Regions from separate parts of the Homo sapiens genome. Here all the other regions are linked to region 3. Evidence: read pairs that join two places in POLR2A ChIA-PET (ENCODE). Cell type or tissue: OCI-LY7. All regions are shown on one strand. Links, peaks and the distances in the headings refer to the core of each region. The heading gives the core; the rest is flanking DNA.

The links. ChIA-PET counts read pairs that join two places held together with the same protein. Peaks named below come from ENCODE experiments on the same cell type or tissue, not always from the same donor. Only the 100,000 strongest peaks of a DNase experiment are listed, where the experiment ranks them.
Region 1: POLR2A ChIA-PET joins it to region 3 with 5 read pairs; 1 of 35 experiments calls an interaction of 5 or more read pairs at or near these places.
Region 2: POLR2A ChIA-PET joins it to region 3 with 5 read pairs; 2 of 35 experiments call an interaction of 5 or more read pairs at or near these places.

Annotation. Positions count from the first base shown.
Region 1 is chr18:26,444,945-26,452,448 of GRCh38, forward strand. It overlaps LOC124904274 (a long non-coding RNA gene), which reads right to left. Exons shown (of 2, transcript XR_007066322.1): 2 at 5,452-5,683. Among named protein-coding and RNA genes, the nearest start is that of LINC01543, 26 kb to the left of the region's middle. In OCI-LY7, for the core only: no CTCF peak of the experiment used is centred there; a DNase peak (open chromatin) is centred at 4,167; H3K4me3 peaks cover 610 bases.
Region 2 is chr18:27,569,283-27,576,786 of GRCh38, forward strand. All of the region lies in intron 2 of LOC107985126 (a long non-coding RNA gene), which reads right to left. Among named protein-coding and RNA genes, the nearest start is that of CDH2-AS1, 350 kb to the right of the region's middle. RefSeq lists an enhancer at 65-1,264. In OCI-LY7, for the core only: no CTCF peak of the experiment used is centred there; no DNase peak of the experiment used is centred there.
Region 3 is chr18:26,975,504-26,983,007 of GRCh38, forward strand. All of the region lies in intron 4 of CHST9 (carbohydrate sulfotransferase 9), which reads right to left. All of the region lies in intron 1 of LOC124904275 (a long non-coding RNA gene), which reads left to right. Among named protein-coding and RNA genes, the nearest start is that of AQP4, 110 kb to the left of the region's middle. RefSeq lists enhancers at 3,176-3,225, 3,626-3,675. In OCI-LY7, for the core only: no CTCF peak of the experiment used is centred there; DNase peaks (open chromatin) are centred at 2,508, 3,408 and 3,728; H3K4me3 peaks cover 1,072 bases; H3K27ac peaks cover 2,499 bases.

The DNA of each region.
Region 1 (7,504 bases), core at 1,230-6,229, 530 kb before region 3:
GTGCTGGGATTACAGGCATGAGCCACCTGTGTCGGCCTCTGGGTTGGTTTAGATTTATTTATTTTATTTTATTTTTTACTATGAGTTATATTTTCCTGCTTCTTTGAATGCCTGGTAATTTTAAAAATTAGAGACCAGTTATTGTGAATTTTACCTTATTGGGTGCTGAATATTTGTGTATCTCTATCAATATTTTTTGACTTTGTTTTAGAATGAAGTAGAGTTAATTGGAAACACTTTGATCCTTTTGGGATTTGCTTTTAAGCTTTGTTAGGTAAGATCTGAGCTGTGTTTAGTCTAGGGCTCATTTCCCTCCAGCACTCTGGCATTCTGAGGACTCTAACCAATGCCCCATTCATTATGAGGCTTTCCACTCTGTCTGCTGAGAGCAGGAACTGTTTCTGGTCCTGGGTGGGCTATGGGGATTGCTTTCTCTTATTCTTCTATGTAGCTTTTCCCCTAGGCTTGAGTGATTTCTTCCAACACATGCACTGATCAGTACTCAGCTGAATAGTCTCTTCTGTTCTTCAGTCTTCTCTTTTTTGCACGTATCTCTCCCCTGTCCATTGCTCTGCCCTATGAATTCTAGCTGCCTTGGCTTCCCTGTACCACCGTCTCCATCTCTTCAACTCAGGCAAAGCATTAGCCTCTGAATGGGTTACCCCTCCCTGCAACATGGCCTGGAAACTTCCTCAAGGCAGTTAGCCAGGGCAATCATAGGGCTCACCTTGTTTGCTTTCCACCTCTCAGGGATCACTGTCCTCTGCTGCCTCATATTCAATGTGTTGAAAATCATTGTTTCATATATGCTGTCCAGTTTGTGAGTTGTTTCAGGAGGGAGAGTAATCTGTTACTTCATATTGGCCAAATGTGGAACACTTGAATGACTTTAGATTAGTCAAAATCCAAAGTAAACATCAAAAGAACCAAAGTGCTTGAGGGATTTAATATTACTAGTAATTGATTCTCTATTGTATGTCAGTTATTATACTTTACATTAATTCTTATTTAATTGAGTGCTTATGAATAGAAATAAGTTCTCTAAGAGTTGGAGTAAGGAACATGAAACCCATACTCTGCCTAGTTCTACAAATAATAGACTTCAGTTGTGCATTTCATCTGTCATCGACAATCATTTAGTTAGCACTTACTAGGTGCTAGGACATAAATAAGTCAGATTTCTTCCACTGAAGATCTTAAGGATGGCCATTAGATTAGTAAACATATACATGTAGATATTTCAATATTAAGTTGTAAGTATGATAATAAAAGTATAAATCGGGTGCTTTAGGACCATAGAGATGGGTCACCCATCTGAGGAGCACATGAAAAAGTGGTGATGGGTAAAGAGGGTCTTGAAGGATGAGTGGCAAGTGATTAAACAAATAACAAGATAAATGTATTACCAAGCAGGGAGACTCGGAACAATATGACATACAGGGCATGGTGGCTCATGCCTGTAATTTCATCATTTTGGGAGGCTGAGGCAGGAGGAGCGCTTAAATCCAGGAGTTTGAGACCAGCCTGGGCAACATAGTGAGACCTCATTTCTTTCTTTTCTTTTCTTTTTTTTTTTTTTTTTTTGAGACGGAGTCTTGTTCTGTTGCCAGGCTGGAGTGCAGTGGTGTAATCCTGGCTCACTGCAACCTCCGCCTCCTGGGTTCAAGCGATTCTCCTGCCTCAGCCTCCTGAGTAGCTGAGATTACAGGCACGCGTCACCACGCCCGGCTAATTTTTGTATTTTTAGTAGAGATGGGGTTTCACCATATTAGCCAGGGTGGTCTTGATCTCTTGACCTTGTGATCCACCCGCCTTGGCCTCCCAAAGTGCTGGGATTACAGGCATGAGCCACCACACCTGGCAATGAGACCCCATTTCTACACACACACACACACACACACACACACACATACACAAAATTAGCCAAGCGTGGTGGCGGGTGCCTAAAGTCCTAGCTACTCAGAGGCTGAGGTGGGAGGATCACTTGAACCTGGGAGGTCAAGGCTGCAGGGAACCATGATTGTGCTACTGCTGCACTCCAGTTTGGGCAACAGAGTGAGACCCTGTCTCCAAAACAAACAAACAAGACAAAACAAAAAACAGCAAACAAAAAAACCCGAATATGACACTAAAAGTATTTTGTAGGAGGCCAGGGGTAGCCCCAGGTGAGGCTGAGGGGTAAGTAGAGTTAGATTAAGGGGGCTTGGATGCCACACTAAGGAGAGAAGATGATTCTAAAAACAACAAGGAAACACCGTCAGGCTTTTAACAGGGGAGTAACCAGGCTGCAATGTGGAGGATGGATTTTAAGGGGTGACAATCTCAATTCTCAAGAGAAAAACCAATTAAGATCCTTTGGAAATGGTCCATATAGGAGGAATTGATAATATGACATTGGTAAGTGGAGATAGGGGTGGAAAGGAAAAGACCAATTTAAGAAATATTTAGATGATACGTTCTGTAGAACTTGGTGACCATGTAAGTGTGGGGATTGCAGAAATGGCTCCCTGATGTGAACAGAAAGGAGCATCCTGAACTGAGATAGGAAATCTAAAAGGAGAAAGGAAAGGCCCAGGGGCCAAAATAAGCTCGGTTCTTGATAGTCCAATGGGAATGCTTGGCAGATCCTACATCTATCATTGCTTATGACAAAATATATTGAATCAATGGGTTTACATGGCTTACCCTCCTGCCTGACTAAAAGTCAAATGGCAAGGTCATGCCTTATTCATCTTGTATCCTCAGGGCTGGCTACCCCACCCGAGCTCTGGGAGACGTCTGCCTGCAGCACAGGTGACAGGAAAGCCATCGATGGTTGAGATCTCGCAGGGAGAGTAGAGGAGACTGAGAAAAGCAGTGACATGCAAGAAAAAGACATTCACACCTGGGGTGAGAATTTGAGAAGTAAGTGGCCTGGTGGCCTTGCATTGTCTGTGGCTCTTCCATGGGCCCTGTGAAAGGCCACCTCAATGCAGGCCTGCAGCCCTGTCAGTGTCCAGGCAAGTCATTCCCTTTGTATGCTTTTAATATCTACATGAAGGCTCCTAGTGATTGTGCAGAAGTCATCTCCATCCATCACTTGACTAACTTTGGAAGAAAAGTGGGGAGTGGATGGTGGAGGAGGGGTGTTATTGCAGACTGGACAGAGGCAGGAAGCTATTGGAAAGAAGAATTTGGGGTGTGTGTGTAGTTTTTCTACCATTCCTTTCCTACCTAGAGGAAAATAACTGATTTTGATATTGTAATGGCAGTAGGGAAAAGATTATACAGGTCAAAATTCTGTTTTATAAACACATCTACCATGCTTAAACTAAGAGCTATAGCTGAATTATTTTCATGAATATGCATTCTACTTAGAATTTCAAATTTTCTAGTATTTATGTATTTAAGAGACCAAACATTTAAGAATATGACTTATAGAAGAACAACATCTTAAATAATTTTAAAAAATTTCAAATAAAGAGCAATAATGGATGAACATTTAAATTTTAGGGGCACATAAGCCATCTGCCTCCCACCATTGCCCCTTCCCAAGCCAGTTTCCCATTACTGCTGATTAACTTAAAAACCCAGCTGCGTCAGATTGCTCAAGTTGCAGACCTTTAGATGATCCTGTAAGGCCTCCTCAAACTGGATTTAACCAACTGATCTTGCTTCTTTTCCAACGAGTGTGATCCTCTGTGACAAGGATTTGATCTTCAGCTTTTGGGACAGGCTTTCCGAGTCAAGTTCCAAAGTTTGAATGGAACGCACAATACATGTTTCTGTGGCTTTTTCAGTCCCGATCAACAGCATAATTTAATACTTGTACTATCTGTTCCCTTTTCTGACAAGCACAATCTGATAAACAGATTGGGAGGAGCAGTGCAGCACTGTGTGATTCACACTGGGAATGAGGGGAAAAGGAGAGACGGAGAGAGAATGAACCTGGAGTCCCATGAAATGCAGTCAGATTGAGCTCTCTGACGCGAATGTTTTAGCGCATGCAAGGGAGCTTTGTGGTCAGTGGTTAGGGTCATCGATTTACATTCCCCTTCAAATGCGGAAGTTTTGAAATCATTAAGTTTCAAAGAAACTCACCTAGATTAAAATACAAGGGAAAAGACGGACCTATACACCTACAGTAGGCTATTGTTACAGGTGGTAGATGCTATGGTAATTACTTCCTGTGCTGGTTTCTGTTCACTTAAGACTCTGACAGCTTTTTAAGAGGAGGTATAAGAATTCTGTAGCTGGTGGGCTATTTCCACAGGATTGGGCAGTTTTCTGCCTAATTAGGAAAGGATGAAGGCCCTTGGATTAAATGTCACTTAAGTACTCCCTGCAACGCCCCCAACACACATCCCCTACCTCCTCCATTAACTCCATTTGGAAGTACTCAGTCTGAACTTCAAAAGAATAGCAGATGCCAACTATTGTTTACATCAGTGAAATCATAAAAAGGCACATCACAAAAGCACACTCAGAAGATCCTTATTTACTGTTCTTAGGCTACGCTAGGGAGCACAATGACGTTACCCAGTGTTTTTAATACTTGTCTGAAGAGTCACTGTATTGGGCATTATTAAAATATGGAGTCCCAGCCTCTTCACTTACAAAGTGGAATTCAGACTGGGCATGCTGGCTCACGCCTGTAATCCCAGCACTTTGGGAGGCCGTGGTGGGCACATCATATGAGGGCAGAAGTTCGAGACCAGCCTGGCCAACATGGCAAAAACCCGTCTAAAAATACAAAAAAATTAGCTGGGCATGGTGGCGGGCGCTTGTAATCCCAGCTACTCAGGAGGCTGAGGCAGGAGAATCACTTGAACCCAGGAGGCGGAGGTTGTAGTGAGCTGAGATCGCGCCACTGCACTCCAGCCTGGGTGACAGAGTGAGATTCCATCTCAAAAAAAAAGTGGAATTCAGAAATCTATGGGGAGATGGGGTGGCGGGGTGGTGGTGGGCTGGAATTATAACTTAAAAACATGCCTTTTGTGTGTCTTAAGAACAGGCAAGTTTGGAAATCACTGATAGAACCTATGATCAACTTTTATGGAAAAGAGCTGCCCGACAGTGACAAAGTCAGACACAATGCATATTCTCAGGGTTTTAGTCCTATATATGAATATTAGTCGGTCACAAATGTTATTAGTAATTCCTACCAGTAGATTCCTACTAATAGTTACTGCAATGACATTTTTGTCTAGTGTCTTACAATGGAGCACACTGCAGCTGCCAATGACAGCAAGCTCATTTTTTGCATGGGTTGGAAAAGGAGAAAGAGTTGAGTTCAAAGTATTATTCAGACCTGGTGTATGTGTATGTGAATAAGTGTTGTTCTTTGTTATCAGAAGATATTATCAAATCAAACTAAAAATTTGCATCAAATTTTCATTTTTTATAAAGTATGTCCTCGATCAACTTAGTTTTTGTGATCTCACATGCAATCCCACCCAAATGGAATTTTTCTAGAGTGTCTAAAATTCTTTTATTTCATAACTCTCAGAGTTGCAAAATATAAACAGGATATTTATAGTCTCATAGTGTCATCCCACAGGTAATCATTAATTACAAAAAGAAAAAGCTACCTTTACACTGGATAATTTGGTGAATGTTACTTTAACCAAGAGGCCAAAACTGCCATTACTAATATGGGTCAAACTGAGTCTTGTGATATAATTCACTGAGGACATGATATCACCTATGTCTGCAGATGTCTTGTTTGGGCTGTACATTTGAAAAAAAAATGAGTTAGCTCCAATATTTACACATCTAGAGATTTCACACAAAAGTCTGGATTCCCAGGTTTTCTAGAAAAATGAGATGTTTAAGTAGAAGGACGCCGTTCTCCTATAGCTGCAACCTGCTGGGGTTGAGTAGGGGCTGCTCCTTCAAATGCTCCAGTTTGGCCATCTCTTACTGATTCATGTAACTTGCCCAGCCCTTGGAGACATCTGAGTTTGCTGCGCTAACACTAAGGTGATGTCTTATTTTCTCATACAACTTTATGTCATCAGCTCTTAGCCTGCTTCATTCATCATGAATGGATGAATGGGGAAAACAGCCACTTAACTGCCCCTCCCACCAACAGACTGTTCCCGGACAGTCAAGCCTGCAGACTCCCTAAATGAGTATCTGCCCACCTTCTGTGATTCTCCAATGGTTCCTAAATAAAGTCCAAATCCTTGTCTGGCAGTCAAGATCAGCTCCCCTCTCACACTCCCAAAATCCAATTCCACCTTCCTTTTCTAGCCCATGCTTCCCTCGTCCCACACCATGTGCTGACCCTGCCTTGTGCTTCTCCAGCTCAGAGCCTCTGCCCCACCCCCAAATACTCCTTCCTTGCAAAGCCTACCCATCTTGCAAGCGCCACCTCCCCAAAGGATGGTTTTTCTAATTTCCCAGACTAGATATGATCCCATATGATTGGGCATTTCTAGAATCCTTGGTTTGTAAATATGAAATGACACATATTCCATTGTGCCTTGGACAGTAGTTAGGTATGCACATACCTTAATTCACCTCTAGATGTGCAGAGAGCCCCGCTCCTCTCACTCCCCGGAAACCCACAGCGGAAACCATGTCATGGTCGCCCTAGTATCAGCAAAGCCAAGTGCCCAACATACTGAAGAAGATGGTCAAAATACTTAACTATAGGAGTGCATTTCCGTTATAAGGAGAAAATGCTATTAACTAATAATCTACTCCTTCCTCCTATTGCAACATAAAAACTTACTTTTTCTTAAATAGTTGTTTTGGGTCCTCTTTATAAAACTTAATCAAACATTAGCCTTTATCATATCCTTTATTTGATGTCTTAGGTTCTTAGTTACTTTAACCAAGAAATAGAGATGGATAATACAACCTCCAGTGTGGTCATAAGGATTGAATGAGTTAACAGGTAAAGTGCTCAGTATGGGTCTGGCACACAGCAAACACTAAATGGATGACTATTATTATTATGGAGAAACTCCTCATCTAATATTTGGAACCAATTTATAAGTGGCTTGCCTTATTCTAGTTTTCTAAAATACTTCTTAGAAAAGAGCAGGTCAAATAGTGTAGCTTGTCTGCCCTAGACTAAAGAAATATATTTTGCTAAAGAAAAAAAAAAAGATTATTTCAACTATCAAAGATTCAGGCAACAGTGGCTTTGAGATAGTCTTGCTCTGTCGCCTGGGCCGGAGTGCAGCAGTGCGATCTTGGCTCACTGCAACCTCCACCTCCTGGGTTCAAATGATTCTCCTACCTCAGCCTCTCAAGTAGCTGGGACTACAGGCACGTGCCACCACGCCCAGCTAATTTGTGTATTTTTAGTAGAGACAGGGTTTCACCCTGTTGGTCAGGATGGTCTCGATCTCTTGACCTCATGATCCACCCACCTCGGCCTCCCAAAGTGCTGGGATTACAGGCGTGAGCCACCGTGCACGGCCAACAGTGGCTTTTTAAAAAGCAAACTTTTATAGCTACCAAGGTAATGATTGATTCAGGAAAGGATTACCAATGGATGTTAAAACCATCT
Region 2 (7,504 bases), core at 1,230-6,229, 590 kb after region 3:
TTCTTGGTCCCATTGACTTCAAGAATGAAGCTGCGGACCCTTGTGGTGAGTGTTACACTTCTTAAAGATGGTGTGTCCAGAGTTTGTTCTTTCAGATGTTCAGATGTGTCCAGAGTTTCTTCCTTCTGGTAGGTTCATGGTGTTGCTGACTTCAGAAGTGAACCAGCAGACCTTCGCAGTGAGTGCTACAGCTCTTACAGGTGGCGCGTCCGGAGTTGTTCATTCCTCCCGGTGGGTTCCTGGTCTTGCTGGCTTCAGGAGTGAAGCTGCAGACCTTCGCAGTGAGTGTTACAGCTCATAAAGGTAGTACAGACCCAAAGAGTGAGCAGCAGCAAGATTTATTGCGAACAGCGAAAGAACAAAGCTTCCACAGAGTGGAAGGGGACCTCAGCCAGTTGCCGCTGCTGGCTCCGGTGGCCAGCTTTTATTCCCTTATTTGGCCCCGCCCATGTCCTGCTGATTGGTCCGTTTTACAGAGTGCTGATTGATGCGTTTTTACAGAGTGCTGATTGGTGCATTTACAAACCTTTAGCTAGACACAGAGCGCTGATTGGTGCATTTATAATCCTTTAACTAGACGGAAAAGTTCTCCAAGTCCACACTTGACCCAGGAAGTCCAGCTGGCTTCACCTCTCACTTGGAAGAAGCGATTTACACAGGATGTGCAGATCTCAACAAAAGGACACAGGAAACATGAAAAAGCAAAGAAATGTGACGCCTCCAAAGGAACCCAGTAATTCTCCAGCAACCAATCCCAATCCAAAAGAAACTGAAGATATTTTGGATAGAGAATTGAATATACTGATTATACAGTCAATGGGCAAGGTGCAAGAGTCATTTGGAAAAGAACAAAGGGAAAAGATGGAAACAAGGGTCTGCAGGAACAATTTACCCACTGCAATGATATTTTTAAAAGGAACCTGACAATACTTCTGAAACTGAAAAAAAATCACTAGATGAAATACAAAGTAAACTCAAAAGCTTCAATGACAGAATAAAACAAGTAGAAGAAAACCTCTCAAAACTTAAAATCTGAAGCATATGTCTTAAAGGTTTAAAGGGTTATACTCTGGTCATTAATGTGAGTGAAATCTGCTGGGTCAATTGTTATACTGGGGTCTTGCATAATCATTAAAGTGAAATGAGAATAAAAAGGAAAAGAAAAGAAAAAGAATATACTAGGCCCAAAAATCAGTCAAGCATATTTCAGAGTATCACTGAGTTTCGGACTATGTCAGTGAGCAAATTTGAGAGTATTTCAATGAGTGTTTATGTTAAAGAATTATGTTCATGTTCTCGAAGACTCTTATGGATCTGATAAGACTTCCATTACTCTCCTTACAATTAAATTGTCATGTGTTGTCACTAGATATGTCACATTGAGATCTGTGTATACTCTTCCCCAAAGATAAATTCACAAATTGCTGCCAGTGAAACTGCAATGTTTGGAACACTCTTGTGAGGAGATTCTCTCTAAAGAGACCTACAATCTGATATTGCTACTGAAAAACAGAGACAAAACCCATCAGTTAAAGCCACCTCAAATGTGGTAGTGGATTTGTTATAGACTGTCAATGCTGCCAATCATTTCTGCTCCAAAATGACTTTTTTAAAAGCACCAAAACAATTTCCCCATTGTAAACAGACACTAGTGGTGAGAAAAAAATATGGGAGTGATAGAAAGGCAAGCTCTAGCAAGATATTTAGTTAGAAAAACAAAACAGAAGAAAAACAAAGAAAAGAGAAGAATTATATAAGCAGAGGGCTAAAGCCAGTGTAGCCAATGTAATTAATTGTTGTTTGGGGTAGAAAATAGGATAAAGGGACAGTAGAAACACCATTGGAAGTGGTCCCTACAACTCTTATATCTTCAATTTGTTCCTTTCTTCATATTTAAAATCCACAACTTGGGCATGGTGACTCATGCCCATAGTCCCAGCTACCTGAGATGCCAAGGCAGGAGGACTGCTTGAGCCCAGGAGTTTGAGGCTGCAGGGAGCTATGATTATGCCATTGCACTCTAGCTTGTGCAACAGACCAAAACCCTATCTCTAAAATAAAAATCCATAATTAGGGCCCTAGAAAAATGAACAATTCCTGGCTTGGACAATCACACAGACACACACCCACACACACACACACACAACTGTATTAAAGTGTAAAGAGGAAAATAACTTTCACTGCTTTTTACCTCTGTTGAGCCTCCACTCTTTCCATAAGTAGTATTGTCATCTTTCTGAACGAAGCACACGAGGCTCAGAGGTGTGACCTCAAGTCCTAAGATCACGAAGTCACTGAGCAGCAGAGCCTGGGTTCAGACAGGGGCCCATGGTGTTTTTACTACTTTATCCTAGAATGCCTGGATACTGTAAACTTTTGCATTGCATAATGTCATTAATAGCTATACATTTCACCTGGTTCCATAAAGCTAAGATATCAAGAACACTTTGAAATTGTTAAAGAGAACAGCAGATTTCATTTGTATGTTGCTCTAAAGTTTGCTAATACATTATTCTTCTACTGTAAAATGAAATTATCAGAAATAAGATCCATAGCTAAGATACAGTGGAGAAGGAACCCAAATGTTATTTCCTCATTTCCAGTATGCTTTGGACTACATCATGACTGTCTTAGTTTCCCTAGAAATTCGTCAATTCATTCAGTTTACACATATACCAGAATGCTTACTATGTGTTAGGCACTGCACTAAGTGTTGAGACAATGGTGAGAAATAACCAAATACACTGCTTGCTGTCAGGGAACACAACTAACAGTGAACAAATAACTTATGTACCAACATTCAATCTCCTATGAAAGAAATTATGTGTTTCATGGAGGGCATGTAATGACTGGGAATGGGGAAGTGTGAGTCTGACACAGTCATAGGCGTCAGGGGAGAAATTCCTGGTTCTAAGATCTGAAGAATATATACAAATTTATCAAAAGAATGGAGGTGAGAACATTCAAGGAAAGGTAATAGCAAAGGTCTTGACACTAAAGAGAATACGGTGGGTTCAAGAAACTAAAAATGCATCTATTGTGGCTAGAGTTCAGAAAATGAGCAGGAGGAAGATAAGAGATGAAACTAGAAAAGGTAGTCAACACCAGATTACTCATGGACGCACAGGCCATTTCTCATATTTCTGGAGGCAGCGAAGTCTAAGATCCAGGTGTCAGCAGATTTGCTTCTGGTGAGGTCCACTTCCTGGTTTGCAGATGGCCATCTTCTCATTGTATCCTTACATGGCAGATAGCAGAGAGAGGAAGCAGACTGTCCTGTCTTCACCTGTAAGGGCACTAATTCCATTCACGAGAGCTCCACCCTCATGACCTAATTATCTCCCAAAGGCCTCCTATATCATCTCCTTGGGGTTAGGGTTTCAACATAAGAATTTTGGGGTGACACAAACGTTCAGTCCGTAACACCAGGTGAAAGATACTGGTTTTAATTTGAAAACAAGGAGAAGCCCCACAGAATTTTCAGCAGGGTAGATATGATTTATGTAACACCAATATGTATACATGCATAATATGAATGAGACATCTGCCAATTTCTTTTTCAAGTGTATTTTTTGAAGCATGAATGAGAGTTGAATTTTGACAATTTTTTTTTTTTTTTGGAGACAGAATCTTGCTCTGTCCCCCAGGCTGGAGTGCAATGGCGCAATCTTGGCTCAGCTCACTGCAACCCCTGTCTCCCAGGTTCAAGCAATTCTCATGCCTCAGCCTCCTGAGTAGCTGGGATTACAGGCACTTGCCACCACACCTGGCTAATTTTTTGTATTTTTAGTAGAGACAGGGTTTCACCATGTTGGCCAGGCTGGTCTCGAACTCCTGACCTCAGGTGATCTGCCCACCTCAGCCTCCCAAAGTGCTGGGATTACAGGCATGAGCCACAGCGCCCAGCCAAACTTTCACAAACAATCTTTTAATGCTCTATGAAGATAATTGCATGCTTTTCTTCTGTTATTAATATGATTAAGTCCAGTTGGTCATGACATGATATATGTTGTTTTTATAAGGATGTGGGATTCTGTTGCTAATTTATTGACATTTTTGTGTTGATACTCATAAGTGAGATTGCACTATAGTACATTTGGTATATTCTTTGTCAGTTTTAATATCAATGTAAATTTATTTCATAAAACAAATTTGGAGGTTTCTTACTTTTGCAGTGGTCTGGAATGGTGAAATAGGATTGAGAATACCTAACCCTGTGAAGTTTGGGAGCATAATGCAAGAAGCCATCTGGTCTTCAAGTGTATTTTTTGTGGAAGAGCTCTTTTACAACTTTCTTTAACTCTTATATGAAAATTTGTCAGAAGAGAACTTCTATCTCTATTGCAGTCAATTTTATTAATTGCATTTTTCCAGAAAGTTAAACATTTTATATCGATTTTCAAATTTATTTATATAAAGTGATGCAAAGAAGTCTCTTTTAAATTTTTCCTCTCTTTGGTGGTTATTTAAACTTTCCCATTTTATGAATTTTGCTTTCTTCTTTTATGAAAGTTTGATTTGCTAGAAATTTATCTATTTTGTAGATTTTTTTTCCTCTAAAGTACAAGCCTTTTGATTTATTAATTAATTATGTTGGTTTGTGTGTGTGTGTGAATGTGTGTGTGCATGTGTTTTAAGATTTTCTAACTCGTCAGTTCTTGTCTTCTCCTTTTTTTTTTTTTTCTTATTTGCTTCTTGAGTTTGTGATGCCTGTGAACTTCCAAGTGGAGCTGTCAGGTAGGCAATTGGATGTACAGTTCTGGACCTTAAATAGAAGTTTGAAGTAGAGATATACATTTGGACATTACTGCATGTTCCTGTTACTATCAATATGTAACAAACCACCTCAAACTTTATGGGAAGGGAAGAATCATTTTATTGTGCTCAAGGGGTCTGTGAGTCAAGAACACAGAAAAAACACAGCAAGGATGGCTTGACTCTGTTCTGTGATGTTCAGGCCACAGCTGGAAAAACTCAAAGGCAGGAGGGCAGCTCCACAAATGGGGCTGGAGTCAGCTGAGGGCTCCTGCACTCACATGTCTGGTTCCTAACCAGAAAGAGCCTAAAGTCTAGGACTGCCGACTAGAGCAGAGAGCTTTCATGTTGTGTCTCTGTGCAGCTGGCTTCCTTACGTCATGGCAAACTCAGGAAAGTCAGACTTCTTACTTGGTGGTTCAAGAACCCAAGTCGAGATGTTCTAACAAGCCAAACAGAAGACTCTCCATTTATGACTTATTCTCAGAAATTACTCAAACTCAATTACACTGCGCATTATTGGTTATAAGCAAGTCACAAATCTGCCCAAATTCAAGAGCAGAGTAATGAGATTCCACTTCTTTTATTTATTTATTTTTTTAAGATGGAGTTTTGCACTTGTCGCCCAGGCTGGAGTGCAATGGGGCGGACTCGGCTCACTGCAGCCTCCACCTCCTGGGTTCAAGCGACTCTCCTGCCTCAGCCTCCCGAGTAGTTGGGATTACAGGTGCCCTCCAACATGCCTGGCTAATTTTTGTATTTTTACCAGAAATGGGATTTCACCATGTTGGCCAGATTGGTCTCGAACTCCTGACCTCAGGTGATTCGCCCACTTAAGCCTCCCAAAATGTTGGGATTACAAGCGTGAGCCACCACGACCGGCCGAGATTCCACCTCTTGATGGAGGCTTAGCAAGATTCTGAAAGGGTTTTTGAGACAGGAGATATGTAGATATGTATGTGACCATCTTTGGAAAATACAATCTTCCGCAGTATGTACATTGCACCTGAAGCCAGTAGTCAAGGACCAGAAAGCCTCATAAGAAGAGAGAGAAGAGGTTCTAAAACTTGGATGTATGTTCAGAATCATCTAGAGGATTTGCTGAGCTTCACTCCAGAGTTTCTGATCTAGTAAATAAGTTTTGAGATTCTGGGGTGGGGCCTGAACTGTGCATCCTTGACAGTATCAGATTTGTTGATGCCACTGATTCAGGGATCCCACTAGTACAGACACTGAGATAGAACCAAACGAAAAAAGGGCTGAGATAAAGCCCAGAGGAGATTCCAATAAAAGAATGAGCCAGTACAGTTTACTGAGAATATGCACCTAAGAGGGAGTGTTGTCAGAGAAGCCAAAAGCAGATAGTGTTTCAAAAGAGGTCAGAAAGGGAAGGTTTCTTTCATGGTTAATTCCATTACCAAAACTTTATTATCTTTCTTTCATCCTATTGCTCTGAGAGTTTCTAATTTAATTTACATCAGAAGATAGGATTTGCTTTTATTTTATTTTGACCTGAATTTTATATGTACACCCTTCTGTGGCTGACACATTTCAAAGTCAAATGTATTTGACTCAGATATATAAATTCAATAATGTGTCCTAGGTACAGGGATTGAAAGCTCCTCATTTTCTACTTTAACAAATGGTGGTAATAGTCTATTATTTTATAGGCTCAAAGATCATTTGTATTTTACATGATATGACATTACGCTTGCATTTGAATTTAACCACAACTAATGCCCTGGGAATCTACATGTAAAATAGAATAATGATGTCATACTAATAGTCTGATTAGAAATTAACCAAGACATTTTCTGATTTTCTTAGTCTCTCTCCACCCACCTTTATTATATTGTCACGCTGCGTGGGTATGAATCACAAATAGAGCTCAGTCTAAACAAAGGTAATCTTTCTAGGCAAAACAATTGTTGGAATTATATTTTCCTTGATAGAACTGAAAGAAGACTCTTAAAATTTAGTGGGAACTGTTTCATTTGGTCATTTGAAAAACTACTATTGGCCAGGAGTAGTGCCTCATGCCTCTAATCCCAGCATTTTGGAGGCTGAGGCGGGTGGATCACTTGAGGTCAGGCCAGGCAAGACCAATCTGGCCAACATGGAGAAACCCCACCACTACTAAAAATACAAAAATTAGTCGGGCGTGGTGGCGGGTGCCTGTAATCCCAGCTACTTGGGAGTTTGAGGCACTAGAATTGCTTCAAGCCGGGAGGCAGAGGTTGAAGTGAGCGGAGATCATGCCACTGCACTCCAGCCTGGGTGACAGAGCAAGACTCCATCTCAGAAAAATAAATAAATAAAACAAAATAAAATTAAAAGGGGCTACTATCGGTTTAAAAATATGGAAGAGAAAATAAAGAGATAATAATGGTATCAATAACAGACTTGAAGGGAGCCAACATATTTATTGTTGTTCGGCCTCCCCGCCGAAGTTAAGAATTTATGTTTTCTACATGAAATGGTAAAGGAAGCCTCACAATCAGTCAAGTCTCACATATTTTGCACCCTAATATGTGTTTTAAATATCCTCTGGGTGTTATTTACTTTTTTATTTAATGCTAGAACTTTAATGAAAGTTTCTATGCAAAACACATGAGGAAATTCTTGTATGTGTCCTATCTTGTCTGCCTCTTACTCCTACCTACTTTTCCAGAGATAGATTGGGATACAATAAGAGACATAGTAAAGTGCCTAAAAATAAGGCTTGATTAGCCAGGCATGGTGGCTCACG
Region 3 (7,504 bases), core at 931-5,930:
CACTTATAAGTGAGAACATGCAGTATTTGTCTTTCTATGTCTGACTTATTTCACTTAAAATAATGGCATTCAGTTTCATCCACATTGCTTCAAAGGACATGATCTTATTCTTTTTAATGGCTGAACAGTATTCCAATGTATGTGTGTATATATATATATATATATAAATATATGTATATATGTGTGTGTATATATATGTGTATATATGTGTGTGTGTGTGTGTATATATATATATATATATATATATATATATATATATATAACATTTTCTTTATCTTATTCATTGATGGACACTTGGGTTGATTCTACATTTTTGCTATAGTTCAACCTGATTTTTGAGGGAGGGGCACTGCAGAGCATAAATTACATCTCAGAATTTATTCACCTTGGGGCAAAGGAGTTGGCCTTTTGTATTCCCACATACTTCTGTTATTGGCCAGTCAGCAGGAGGTGTCCCCCACCACAGGGAGGAACCAGGAGAACAAGGAGGACCCAGTGAGCCCGAGCAATCTTCTCATGGGTGGGAGTGCCAGCCTGTTAGCAGCAAAGCACATTAGAGGGGCTCCAACAATGTACTCCAAATCTACGCTCAACAGGAGGACTAAATAAGTGGGATAAGCAAAAGCTACTTAGAATTTTAAAAACGCTGCCTGAATATAAGAAATAATTTTATTCTGGTGCATTCTTAGGACAAATGGAATCATTCCAGAACCTTCTTTGAAATCAGAATCAGACACACTTGCAGTAATCTGACTCTCTCCCTGAGGAATCTGATATGAAGACAGTCATTTAGAAAAAGGAGTTGTGGCCAAAGCTGGATATTGTTTCACTGAATTTACAGAATTAATTCTTTTAACTAATTCTGTTCAGATAAAAGATCAAGCCTAGCAGACAAGTGATTTAGCCCCAGGCCACATAACTGGTAATTGACAGAAGCTGAATGAAGTCAGGTCTCCGGACACTCAGTCCAGAGTCCTTTCCAGTCCCTGCCTGCCCAGCATTAGGAAGCGATTTTGCTTTCTAGCTGGGCCAGACAGGGATCCAGGAGGGAAGAAGTGAGGGAGACATTCCCTTCTTTGACTCTGATCTTCAGCATTTTTGAAGCCCACTCAGACATGGAGAGAGACTAAGTCTCTTGAATGCTTTTCAAGTCCTTCTCTACCGTGGATGGGAAGGAAAGCATTCCTGAGACTCATTTGTAAAGACTGCATGATGTGACAAAGTCACATGAATACAGGAAGCCATCAGGCCACAGTGAGGAAAGGAAGCTGGGGACAGGGGGCTGCTTTGCTCCTGAGAAGGCTATCACAGTGACAATTGTGATCTGAAGGTCCTCAGAGTTTAGTAGAAGGAAAAAAATCCATCTCCTTGCATTCTTCTTCAGGCAGTCTTATGCAGTGCTTATGTATAGCTGCCTAGTCCAAGGTTTTTTCATTTTGTTTCTTCCTCTTTTATAAAGAAAGATGTTATTTGCAGGAAAAACATGAGTGAGAGATAAGGGATCTGAGCAGTCTCATGTACTTTGCCAGGCCCTTTTATGGAATGGGAGCATCCTTCATGCAAAATTCATGGAGTCATTCTTATGAGAAGTTCAGCATGCCTACTCTTTTCTATGGTCTTAGATTTCTAAGAAAAATGTGCATCTCTAAAGAAAAAAAGTTACTTGCCAATATATAAAGCCTTTTAATTTGTACCGATGCTTAAAAAAAAAAGTTTAAACAAAACCCAGATGGAAGCTGTCTAAATGCTTGGGTTAGAAAGAAGATTGGGTCAAATACAATAGCAAGTCCTAAAGCAATAGCCTGCTGCAGGGAGTATACATCTATCCACATTTAGTCTAAATGTAGAGTGACCTTTCACTACCAAGCCTTGAGCTTAAAGTTGGCTGCAGTTATTGGAAATCATTTCCAAAGGTCACTTGTAAAAAAAAAAAAAAAAAATGAAAAGAAAAAAAGTAATATGGATTTAAAGATACCTTTCATACATGTAGAAAGCCAAGGCTGCCATGCTAGTTAAAATACTATGGGAGAAATCATTGCTGCAGTGATGAGTTTTGAAAATAATCTAAAAGGTCTAGGGCTATACAGATAGCAATTTAATTTTCTTTCCCTATCCATTAGTAGAATTGTTCCTATGTGCATTGCTAAGCTATTTACCAACACCATATTATAAGCATCCGAAAAAGAATATGCATTATTACACTTAGGAGGGAGTTACTGAGAACCATTTGCTTTCATTAGGTCAGGGATATTACACTGAGGCCAGGCAGAGAACATTCCCATGAGCAAAAGTCTGACTCTCATTCCAAGTGGTGACATTTATATGCAGGGTGTCCAACATGTCATTAGAGATTTTCAAAGGGCATATATAGCCAAAGTCACTAGGGCATGATGCGTGCACCACCTTAATAACTTAAAAAAAAAAATTCACAGGCTCAGCAGGAGTATAGAAATACTCTTATGTTCATCAGTGAATGCTAAATGAGTCCCCTTTGTAGATGCAGGCAGAAAGAGAGCAGGCATGTGCATGTGTAAGAAATAAGACATGCTTTGATGATTCTCAAAGACATCTGCTCTTTTCCTGTGGTTTTTTTTTTTCTCCCAATGTAAAATTTTGTTCAAAGTGGAAAATAGATTTTTTTTTGCAATAAAACAGAAATTCATAACAAATTGTTCTATTTTATTTAATTAGAAATCTCTTTGTCTCAAAATTTTTCTTTTTACTCTTCCCAACTAACCCGTTTCTTTTCTCTTTTTCTGATGTGTGTGTGTGAGTGTGTGTATGTGTGTGTGTGTGTGTGCTGCTCTTCAGAGTAGATTGCTAAGGACAATGACAATATCTATTTAGATACTTTATTTAGGACTTGTATATTTATTTTTAAATCCTTTCATTTATTAAGTTTATTAAGTATTAATAATCTTTTCATTTATTGCCACCCCTCACAAATGTATAGAGCATCTCTCGTGTGCTAGAACTTTCCTAGCCACCTGAACCCACTTAGATGAAAAATAAGACACCTCTCTGTTCTCACAAACACTCGTCTGTTTTTGTTAGCGAAGACAGAAGTGTCTATCATGTGAGTTTTGTGATGCAGAGGGATAAACACATGTTCAGAAAAACATCTGACTTCCAGTGTTGCTTCTAACACTTACCAGCCTCGTAACCAGAGGGAAGAAACTTCATCTAAGTCTTAGTTTCTTCAACTGTAAAATGAGAAAAAATAATATCGGTCCTTCCTACCTCACAGGGCTGTGGAGAAAATAAAATGAAAGTAAACATTATGAAAATGCCTCATAAATTTCAAAGTGTTATGCAAATTCAAGGCACTAATGCACTGAGTAAATGGCAGACTTGATGCCTGGCTCAGAGCTGAACAGAGTGGGTTCCCTACAAAGGGACGAACCCAAGGGAGAGTCAAGACCTTAGCCAATAAGAATTTTCTAGGTGACTCATGTGACAAGGCCTATCTGTGGTTTTTGTGGTTTTTGTTGTTTCCGTTTTTTTTATTTATTTTATTTTATTTTATTTTTTTTAAAGATTGTGGCAGGTATGTCGGGGCACAGAAGGGTCTTTTATCCTTGAGCATGTTACCCTGTGCTATTGCCTTTTGGAAATATGCCCATCCTATTTTGTTGTGAGAGTTTGACCATAAATAGCTCTCTTCTAAAATGTGAACACTTTGTGCCTTTTATCTTCTTGCTGGCAACCCCTTGCATCTTTCTTTCGTTTTACAAATAATAATGCTTATAATAGAATATTTGGGGGAGGCCAAAAAGGAGAAGTGAGAAAAACATCACCCATAAGACAATCACTGTTAACATTAGTTTATTTCTTCACTTTCTTTTTTTCTATGCATATATGGAAAAAAACTATATTTGGTTTTATATAGTTATGGACAAACTGCATATCCAATGTTATAGTCTGCTTTTGTTTCCCACATAAGGTAAAATAAGAAATTTCCTTTATTTCCATTTTTTTCTGCCCTCTTATCATTCAAAACTCATGTTCTTCCTCATCTTCCTTTGGTAGCTCCCCATGTTTTGCTGATTTGATTTACAAGGCCTCATCTGCATTCTAATGACATGTTTCTGCCACTAGAATCCATCTCTCTTCTTCTTCTAAGAGTTAATTTAATTGTCTATATTTGTCATTTTACCAAGAGCTCCTTCAAGTAGGAGCCACGTCTATTTGTCTTTTTGTACACAGAGATCAGATCAGTGCTTGGCATAAACTGCTCAAGAAATATTTGTGGAATAGACTACCAATTCCTATGATAAATTCTTAGCAAAAATCATGTGTGTCTGCCCTCTAGACCATTGAGTTGATAAACTATAATTTCCTTAAAAATTCCTCAATTGCTGGTTTCCATATTGTTACTACACTACAATTAACATTTTAAACGTATTTTTTCTGTGTTTCAGATTGTTTTTAAACTTAAGATTCATAAATGAGAAATTCTAGGTCTCAATATTTTTTAATGAATTTTGACATGTATTTTCCAATTGCTTTTAAAGAACTTGGATCTACTTTCATCACTTTCAAGCTATATCCCAGAGTTCATCAAGACTACATTAAGACAGGATGGATACTCTTTCCTCCAGGAAGCCACCTCTGTTTCCCTACCCACTCTACCTGTTAAGCTTAGGTGTGTCTCCTCTGTGCTTCTATATAACCCTTCACTATAGAGTTAGGATGTTTTGTTATGGTTATATATTTACTTGTCTTTCTTCCAAAGAAGACTATGAGCTCCTTTAAAGGAAGAGGCAAATGTAATAAATTATTACAATCCCTAGCGCCTAGAAGTGTAACAGATTCACAATACATTCTTATTGACTGTAAGAAACCAGTGCTTAATCCAACTATATAAAAAAAATGACCCATGAATGAAGATAATAATGGCAATGATTATGTACCAAACATAAATTGGAGGATGAGAGAGATGAGGAGACTACCGATTTATTCTTTACTCTGGAAACTTTGACAGAATTAATGTTCAGTACATGCTATAATGTTCGATTATTCAACAGTTCACACACTGGAGTCAGGAAGTTGCCCAACACTGAATTTTCCCTTCTCCATCAGCCTGCCTTTACTCCATTTTATATGTCAGGTTTCCTTCCTCTAAAAATTCTTAGGGTTTACCACTTCAGCATGCAGATTTAATTACTGGTAGTGCTGTCTAAGGCAAGCAGTCCTATCAGTGCTAAATCTGTTTAAAAAAAGTCCACACTTTTCTTGGGGAAAAAAAAGGTTTTATAATTTATAAGAGTTCATAATGAATATTTTACCAAGGGCAGAAAATGAGCAAAGAGGTATGAAAGAGGCTATGGGATTATTTCCTAGCAACCCATCGGCCAAAACGAAGCCTAAATATGCTATGTCCTAAATCCCAGTGCAGAAAGAATATGTAAAAATGAAGTGATCTTAAAGAATATATGTGCTTTTTTCACTTGTTCAGTTTTTCTTCAACATGCTGATCAATATCCTCTATATAGAAATGATCATTAAATATGTAAGGAGAGTTCTGTGATGTTGATGGAGCCACAGGAGGCTCCCTTTTTCTTATATTCACATTCTCTAATAGCAGAGTTGGATTATTGCATTTTTTCTAGTTTCTCAAGTTAAGAAGTAGATTGGGAAATTAGAATTGGTTACAGGCTGAATTTTACATGTTAAAGGCTTTTGACTTAAAAAGATATTGGTAAGAAAGAGCCAAGGGTTTCTTTTTACAAGGCCAAAAGCATAAATATGCATAACCAGACAAAGTCCTCCACACCTAAATACCAAGTTATAAAAAAATCTTGCTCCTAACCCATGTAGACATGATGCTTACTCTTCAGGGTGAGGTATCCACCTTCATTCCATTCACAAAAAGTAGCCACTCATGTCTAGGATCCATCAATGTGTGAATTCTTGACACTTAGCTGCAGCAAGTATTTGCTAAGTGGCATATTCAGAACAGAGCCGCATCTATCATTCAAGTGTTACTAATTTCCATTGTAATGAGCACTTGAGAATGAACAGTAAGTTCGTTGTTCAGGAATACATGTGCAATCCTGCTGTTGATGGCCCATAAACACGAACTCATTTTCCAACCCTCAGGGCTTGCCTCTGGCACATGGAATTTGGAGGTATGATTTCTGTGGGTAATTATCCCACTTTGCATGTGTACAGTGCTTTGTAGTTAACAAAGACTTCCATTACATAAACTTGCACATCCAGTAGAAGCGGAGGCCTGACAATTTAATTATTACTATTAAATTGAAAGCTAACTGTAATCATTTCTGACAAGTCCCCTATCTTTGTCAGCAAATTTAGTGGGTTGAGTCAACTGCTAATTTGAATCCAGTCCATTTTCCTCCATGCCGTCATTGCCCTAGTTGAAGTTCTTATCAGCTCTCTCGATCAGCTGCAATATTTCTTCTAACCAGTCTTCTGTATTCCAGTCTCCCATCCTCCCCTTCCCACTTCCCAGTAAATCCTCCACACAGCAGTCAGAATGACCTTTAGAAAAGCAAATCTATTATGTTATTTTCCCTCCTTAACATCATTCAATGGCTTACAGCTGCCTTTAAGATAAAGTACAAAATCCTCCGCAGAGTAAAAAAGACCCATGATGTAGTCTCTGCCCAGAGGCTGAATTCTGAGTCCCTCAACACTGAAAAGATTACAGTGATCCACTTTCTACTTCCTCGTCTCTTCATCCACATGTAATTAAGAAGGGAAGAAACTATAAAACATGAAACACATATGTATGTTGTAGTTAAAATAGTTTCTTAAAACAGTTCTGATTACAAAATTGTGGATAAATTTATCAAAGCTAAACTCCTTTTACCTTTTTTTTTTTTTTTTGCCCTCTGCTTTGCAAGTGCCCCTAAGAATACTCAAACTTTGCCAGTTGGGTGATCTAGAACTGAGCTGTTTCTCTAGCAAAAACAGTCAAGCAAACAAAACAGTAGCAACAAAACTCAACATATGTCACTAAGGAACCTTTTGGTTCATTCAGCCATTCACTTAGAGTAAATTCATTGTGTGTCAGACACCGTTCCAGACCTTACTGGGGACGGGGGACACACAGTGAATGGGATACTGTTGCTGGCTTCAAGGAGCTCACAGTTTAGAAGGGATGGGGATGAGGGGTTATACAGTAAAGGTTTTCCAGTCTTTTCTTCAACATCTCATGCAACAGGTATCTCTGTGTTCCTAACCTCCTTGAAGTCTCCATTTACTGTACCTTGTTCCATGATTCCACATGATGGTCCTTCAAGTACTTATTCATTTATTCAAATATTAAGTCATTTCTTTTCCACGTGATAGTTCTTCAACGATAAAATGGAATAAAATTCATATACTCAAAAAATTATATGCCACACTCTGGGAATTCAACGGCCCTTGCCTTAAGCTCCTCACAGTTTTGTGGCAGATATTGACAAGCAGATAGACAATTACAAAGTGATGTGACAAGAAGAAGGACTGAGGAACTGAATATAGACCTCTAAGTGTG